2 separate regions of the Homo sapiens genome follow, and region 1 is linked to region 2. Evidence: read pairs that join two places in POLR2A ChIA-PET (ENCODE). Cell type or tissue: GM12878. All regions are shown on one strand.

Region 1 (4,000 bases), 130 kb after region 2:
ATCAAAGTTATATCACCCATAATAAGATGTCAGGACTATGCCCTGATATGATGCAAGGAGAAGGTAAACATCTCACTTCTGTGTTATTCTTGCCTAAATGTGTCAAATTAATCATGAGAGAACATCAGACAAAGCCAAACTGGGGGATATTCTGCAAAATAATTGGCTACTGTTTTCCAAAGTGCCAACGTCATGAAAAACAAAAGACTGAGGAGATGTCACAGGTTGAAGGAAACTAAAGAGATCCCAGAACTAAATGTAATGGGTTGAATGTGTTTTAAGAAAAAGAAATAAAAAAGGCATCAATGGGAAAAACTGCTGATATTCAAATAAAATCGGTATATAAGTTAATAATATTGTTTCAATAATTTCATAGTCTAGATAATTAAACTATGCTTATGTAGGATGTTAACATTAGGGGAAGCTGGGTAAAGGGTACAAAGAATTATTTTTGCAACTTTTTTTGTAAATCTAAAATTATTTCAAATTAAGAGTTTTTTTTTAAAAAAGTTTCTGTAACTAAAAACACTTTAATCACCATTCATGAGAAACACAATTGGACTTTTGTTTGGATTGGCCTTTAAATATGGCAAAGGCAGGCCTCAGTGGGGACCAAAAGCAATTCAACCTCATGATCAAAGCCATGAGTTTCAAATAGTCATGAATAGCCAGGCCATAATACCCTGCACCTGCCTGGAGGAAAAGTCCAAAGAGCAGGAAATAAGAATCATTTACAGTGATGAACAGGCTGATCATTCTGCACTAGTGTCAAGAAGCATAGAAAGCCCACATCCGTGTAAGTGACAAGGGTCACAGGCTAGAATCAGTGACCAGGCCAGTGGATACTCCATTTATCTGTGATCAGAATCCCAAAGACTTCACCAATCTCTTCCCAGTGTGAGTCCTCACTAGACAAGTCACACAGCCTTGAACTTATTTTATAGAAAAAGGACAGAACTCTTGTCTTGCCAAGTCTACTGATTTAGGTATATGTGTGTGGATTTTAATGTTATTCATTTAAAAAAGTTTGACTATCTGGTTTCCCCGGCAATGCCCAATTATTCCCTAGCATAATGTAAGGAATAAGCAGTGATGGAGAACTGCTCAAGACAATAGACACTGAATAAGAAAAAAAGCACTGTAGTTTGGAGACACAGGCTCTCAGTACATTCTGGGTCTACTTTTCTCTAAAGGCTCATGGACATAGAGAAAGGTATGGGAGAGGAGGGAAAGGTGGCATATTGATAGTAGCCTGAATCAATTCAGGCTTCATCTCAAAAATCCCTAAGAATTTTGCACTCTATTTCATAACATACTCATGTTTATTTTTATATAAAAATTACAGTCCTTCCTAACTCCTTTCTTCCTTCTTCTCCTGAAAAGAAATGCCGTATTTATTCTGTAGATTTTTGTACCTGCTGACATATACCTTAACTTCTAGAAGCATGATGCAAAAAGGCTCAGAAAATGTTAATTTATGTATTGTAACAGCGTATTCTGGTAGTGCAAAGAAGTGTTTCAAGAAAGATTTTTAAAAACAGATTTAAATCTTAATAGCACAAACATATCTGCAAAATCTACTCATCAAGAAAAACCTCACTCCCTAATGATGTCAGATAAATGTAACATTGCTTTACCAGGAAGCTATGTTAAGACCCTAGGAAATCTATATTGTACATATATTAGTCATGCATGGGAAAATAAAGCTTGCCCTTTCCTTTTCTCTTTTTTTTTTTTTTTAAAACGGAGTCTCACTCTGTTGCCAAGCTGGAGTGCAGTGGTGCGATCTCGGCTCACTGCAACCTCTGACTCCCTGGTTCAAGCGATTGATTCTCCTGCCTCAGCCTCCCCAGTAGCTGGGATTATAGGCACGTGCCATCTTTTCAGTTACAGAAGCCAATAAATTCCCTTTTCCACTTAGGCCACTTTGAGACAAGTTTCTGTCACTTGCAATTGAAAGAGTCCTAAGACAAATGTCGTTTAAAAATGGAAAACACAGGAAGGCAGAGATGAAGTGGGTTTTTCTAATCTCTAAAACTCAACTTTAAGATCCAGGGTGAGGCAGCTTTGGTCAGGTGAAAGTATAGTCACAAAGACATGAAGGTATAAAGGAGTAAAAGGCACACTGGTTTCAATGTCAGCAAGCCAATTTCAAAATGGACTCTGCAACTGGCTAGATAAGTAGCTTTGGGGAACTGCTAAACCTGAGTCTCAGTTGGACTTTGCAACTGGCTAGATAAGTAGCTTTGGGCAATTGCTTAACCTGAGTCTCAGTTTATTTTCATTTATTTTTTATTTTTTTGGAGACGGGGTCTTGCTATGGTGCCCCAACTGGTCTCAAACTCCTGGCTTCAAGCAATCCTCCCACCTTGGCCTCCTAAAGTCCTGGGATTACAGGAATGAGCCACCTGTAATGCCTGGCCGAGCCTGTTTCTACACCTTGAAAATAAAGGTGACAACTTCACAGGTTTGGTATGAAAACCAAAGAGTTAATGGATGAAACAGCTCAGCACTGCCCAATCAAAAGAATCCTTTCTTTTCTTTGCTGGGGTACATGATAAGATGGGAGGAGATGGGGTGTGCATGCACTGTTGGGAGAGCATCTGAATTTGGGGAGACATCTGTTGAAGCCTGTATAGAAGGACTAACATCAAAAACATCAGCCATTGACTCTGGAACAAGGGGGAAAATCAAACCATCTCACCCAAACACTGTGACAGTGTTTGAAGAATATGTGAACCAAACATTTGACTATATCTTCATCACAAGCCCTCTCTCTTTTACAGAATTGCCTACTCCTAATATTGAAGAACACAATTGTATTCATCTTATGGATCTTCAGGGGAATTATCCAGTATTAGGTTTTTAAAAGCTGGCTCCTGTGACACACCTAAAAAATTCCACTCCCTAGTGATATGAAATAATAAATGAATGAGTGAAATGAATGAAAACAGATGAAACTGAATGAGAGAAATCAAATAATGAAAAAAAGTCTCAAACTGCAGGTCTAAGGTCATCCATCTATAAGGGACCACACACAATATTAAAAAAAAAAAAACAAAAACAACAGCCTCTGTTTAAAAATCCAGAAAGTTCTCTTAAAAAATCCAAATGTCCAGTTTCTGTCAAAAAACCAGAAGCCCTGGCAAGCCAAGCCCTGTATTCCTGCATGACAGCAGTTGGCAGGAGCTAAGTTGGCAGAGATGACCCCGGGGATGGTGGGCATGTTCTCCAACTCATCCACCTTCCAGTCTCTTAAATAGGCAGTGTCACTCATTCAAGTGGCATACCCAAAGCCCTGTAAGGATCTGTTTTTGTCTACCTTGAGAAGGAAGATCTGGGAGCTCAGGGAGCCATAACCAGGCTTCTCCTCTGTCAACCTCCCCACTCTAGAGGCAGTTATATGGTTACTTAAGAGAGTTATACTTCACTGGTAATGGATGCACAAGTCTATGATAAACTAAAAAACACTGAAATGTGAATCATATCTCAATAAGACTGTTATTTAGAAGAAGAGAGAGAGGAAGAAGGGAAGGCAGGGGAGAGGAGGAGAGGGGAGGGGAGGGGAGGGGAGGGAAGGGAGGCTTCCTGCAGGGTAAGGTTAGGTTTTGTGATACTGACAAGGCCTACCCCTTAGTAACCTCCCAGCTCTCATTTTAATGCCCTTTGCCTACTCCTTGAGAGAAAAACTTGGTTTCCAGCCAGCCACCAGCGTGGGAAAGTGTGGGAAAGTGGAAGACATACTAGACCTGGAGGGAGGAAACCCTGCTTTATCATTTTCTTGCTCTGTGACCTTGTACAAATCAATATGCCCCTCTGGGTCTCAGTGACCCTACTATAAAATAAGGAGTATAACCATTGAGCTGCTTAGGTCAAGGAGTGTTGACCAACAGTAGAGATAATGTCTGTGAAAACATTTTTTTAACCTATAAAAAGTTCTATCAGGTGCAACCAATACATGACCTCATGATATCACATCTCTGTCCTATGCTTGTGGCAG
Region 2 (4,000 bases):
GATAATTTATTAAGAAGCACCTAATAAGCATGGTCTCACTTAATCCTCTCAACAACTCTGTGAGGATTAACGTTTCATTAAACCCACTTTATGGAAGTAGAAACCAAGGCTCAGTGAGGTGAGGATTCCTTGCCCAAGATCACACAGCTGGCAGGACACGGCAGAGCTAGGATCTGATCGTGGCACTCTGGCACCAATACCAAAGCCTTAATTCACTGTGCCTGACAATGGTCCTTTGCACTGAAAGTTGAGGCCCGATGAGGGGGCATCAGAGTTGTGTGTTCACAGGGGTCAGATCAGTAATGGTGCTATCTGTCCCTTGTGGGCTGGGGATATGCCTTAGCCAGGGGTCTAAGCTGTTAGAAGCTGACTCTGACAGGCCACAAGGGCATGGGACAAGCTAACCCTCCCCTCAGAAGGTCCAAGCTTTCACTTGAGAACAAGACAGACTCCCACAAATAAAGTGGAGAATGTAGCCTTGGAAGTTTGGGTGCTTAATTAGTTATTAGTTAACTAGTAACTCCTTTACCACTACTGTCAGAAAGCTTCCAGAGTCCATAGGCTGGTCAAGTAGGTTACAGTAAATATTTACTCACCGAAACTTTAACAATTTCTACCAATTATTAATTGCTGGTCATGTTCCCAGGTTGTATGCTAAGCACTTTCTAGACATGATCTCATTTAATCTTCACGATAGCTCTGTAAGCTAGGTAGTATTATTATTCCCTTATTTCAGATGAGGAAAGAAAGCTCGGGGGGGTGATCTAACTTGCCCAAAGTCAGATAGCTCCTGATGATGGAGCTGGGATCTGAATCCAGGCCTTTGTAACTTTACAACTGGAGCTTATGCTCACTGGTCTTTGTCAAACTCCTAGAGCAACAGGTACAAAGGGAAAACTTGGGGTGACTGAGAGGACTCCTCTAGGCCTACGTATCCTGTTTGGCCTTCCTAGCTTCTCTGGCCCACTGCTTATTTGCTGGACATCTCAATCTCAGACCTGCCATCTGAGTAGAAGCAAGACCTTATTCCAACATCTTAAGAAGACACAAGGCAAATGCCAGTCAGAGCTGTGGTGAGGACCAGCCTTTGGCAGCTGGAGAGTACTCCCCTTCCCTCCCACACCCCCCCACCCCACAACAAAGAGTGGCCCATGAGCCCCTGTCTTCTTCACCTGATGGGCAGAAGGGCTACAGAACCCTGAGGCCTCCAGTCTTTCCAAGCTCAGGCAGAAGCTGAGACACCTACTGGGACAGGCACTCAGGAGGCTGTGCCAAGAACGGGGCGTCTGGAGAGCTGGCTCACCTTGAAGGAGATTTCATACTGCTCCCCTCCCCAGATCTCCAAGCCTGGGTCATACCCGCCGAGTTCCCAGAACCACTTCCGATCCACGGCGAACAGTCCACCGGCCATCACGGGAGACCTGTCAGAGAAGAAGAACATGGTGTGAAGGTGCAGATGTCCTGGCCACATGCTCTCATGTGGCCCGATAATGCCATTCCCCCAGCGGCGGTGTTCCATGCTGCTCCCTGAACACAGTCCAAGTGTCTTCCAGGGAATCCAAGGCCCTTCCAGGCATCCCCCTTTCTTTCCTACAACTTCCTTTCATAAGAGCTACATTTTAACCAAATGGGACCCGAAGTTCCTTTACACAATTAACACCTAAGAGTACTTGTGAAATGAAATCACAGTACTTTGTCCACATGGGCCCTGTAGCTGCATCATAAATATGTACATGTTAGTCCTCTCACTAGTTAAATGGTCCAAGTTGGGGGTCTCTCCAAGCCTGTCTGTGTTGTAGAATCTCTTAGAGAGATGAAAAAATATACAGCTCGCTGGGCCCCACCTCAGACCTGCTGAAACAATCCTTGCGGGAGGCAGCCTAGGGCTCTGTGTTTTTGAACATGCTCCTTTGACAACTATTACTCAGTAGGCCAGCATGGACGTTTGTTCTGCTGTGGTGTTTACAGAAGAAGCCACTGTCTCTGTCTTTTCAGTTAAACTGGGAGATAAGATTAACTCCATTCATTCATTCTCTAATGAGTTTGTTCATCCCATGCCAGTTGTGAGGGAGGTGCTGGAAGAATCTCGAGGTCAATGAGAGTCCTTCAGGAGATGTTGGTGTAGTGGGGCAGCCCCCTCAAGACAGAGGGTGCATAAGGGACTCCGGGAGGTAGAGACAGCATTACAGGAATCTGAAAGGAGTGTGTCTGTTTCCAGCTTTTGGGGTAAGGAGGATGGCTGGGGCAAGGGTCAAGGAATGAGGCTCAGGGGAGGTGGCATTTAAGTGGGTTTGGACAAGAGGAAATTTGGGAGAGGGAAAGGCACTGAGGGGAGGATAAAACGTCAGCAAGGACACAGAGACGACAAATCATGCAGTACCCACGGGAACAGGAAGTCCGCCTGGCACCGTGCTAAGTGAGGAAACGTCATGCTGCTGACTGTCAGCGTCCCCCAGGGTATCTCGCACAAGACTGGCACCTGGTAGGGGCCAACCAGCGTTTGCTGTGTGAAAAGCTATCAGAGTGGCTGCATCCTTGTCTGGATGCACTGGAAAACTCCAAACCCTCAAATCCAAACATTCCAGCAGCAACCTCCATTCCCCCTCCTGGTCCCTGGAAGTGCAAGCTCATGGGAAGTAGGCTGATCGAATAAGCTCTTAGTCAACCCAAAAGCTGCCCAAGCAGCTCCTCCTTCCAGTAGCAGATGAGCCTTTACAGCACAGGCAGGACTCCTTTAAAAGGGGAGCCCCTGAATATTTACTGAGGGCTTGAATATGCCGGGTGCTGTACGGAGCTAATTTATTAATAAAATGAATTTACTCTTCACCTCGACCTCATGTGGCAGGCCTCATTATCATCACCATTTTACACATGTAAAACTGGAGTGCAGACAGGGAACTTGCTCAAGGCCCCATGGCTAAAAAGCAGCACTGCTGGGATGTGAATCTCTAATCTAAGCCACAGTTCACACCCCTCGCCACCACAATATACTGCCTCCAGGCAGGCAGGAACACTCGAGAAGCAGGTGATGCATGCAAAGAACAGGGCGTGAGAAATTCGGAACCCTCACTCTCATTTCTGCTTTCCTTAACCTGCTGTGTGACCTGAGATGCAGCGTTTAACCATTAACCCTGTGCTACCCAGGAAGGAAGCCACTGGCCACAGGTGATGACTCTGCACTTAAAATGTGACTGGTATGAACTGACATGTGCTGTGAGTGTGAGATACACACCAGATTTCCAAGACTTAGGATGAAAAGAGTATGAAAGAACTCATTAATAATTTTAAAGTGTTGGTTACATGTTAAAACGATAATATTTGAGGTATACTGGTTTAAATAAGATACATTATTAAGATGAATTTTACCTGTTTCTCTTTACCTTAGAAAATAATATCACATATGCAGCTTGTATTATATTGGACAGTGCTGATTTAACCTCTTTGAGCCCTATTCCCCATCTAAACAATGGAGTGATAGCTATACTTCCTATCCCACGTTGCTAGTGATACGGTTGGCTACGTCCCCACCCAAATCTTATCTTGAACTGTAGTTACCGTAATCCCCAGGTGTCATAGGAGAGACCTGGTGGGAGGTAATGGAATCATGGGGGCAGTTACCCCCATGCTGCTGTTCTCATGATAGTGAGTGAGTTCTCATGAGATCTGATGGTTTTATAAGGGGCTTTTTCCTCTTTGCTCAGCACTTCTCTCTCCTGCCGCCTTGTGAAGAAGGATGTGTTTGCTTCCCCCTCTGCCATGACTGTAAGTTTCTTGAGGCCTCCCCAGCCATGTGGAACTGTGAGTCAGTTGAACTTCTTTTCTTTATAAATTACCCAGTCTCAGGCAGTTCTTTATAGCAGTGTGAGAATGGATTAATACAGCTAGAATATTTCTAAAAGTACCCAGTACTATAAGAAAATAAGGTGTTATTAGTATTGGCTCCCCTTTGTCTTCTGGAGATTGAGGGGGTCCTGGTTTTTTTTGGCTGGAGCCACAAATC

Evidence for each region. Peaks named below come from ENCODE experiments on the same cell type or tissue, not always from the same donor. Only the 100,000 strongest peaks of a DNase experiment are listed, where the experiment ranks them.
Region 1: POLR2A ChIA-PET joins it to region 2 with 6 read pairs; 4 of 35 experiments call an interaction of 5 or more read pairs at or near these places.

The regions. Positions count from the first base shown.
Region 1 is chr5:154,255,412-154,259,411 of GRCh38, reverse strand. The region is part of intron 1 of GALNT10 (polypeptide N-acetylgalactosaminyltransferase 10); the gene reads right to left. Among named protein-coding and RNA genes, the nearest start is that of GALNT10, 67 kb to the right of the region's middle. In GM12878, no CTCF peak of the experiment used is centred here; no DNase peak of the experiment used is centred here.
Region 2 is chr5:154,383,734-154,387,733 of GRCh38, reverse strand. GALNT10 (polypeptide N-acetylgalactosaminyltransferase 10) reads right to left here. Exons shown (of 12, transcript NM_198321.4): 7 at 1,304-1,421. Among named protein-coding and RNA genes, the nearest start is that of MIR1294, 39 kb to the right of the region's middle. RefSeq lists an enhancer at 2,730-2,879. In GM12878, no CTCF peak of the experiment used is centred here; DNase peaks (open chromatin) are centred at 2,408 and 3,063; H3K27ac peaks cover 2,241 bases.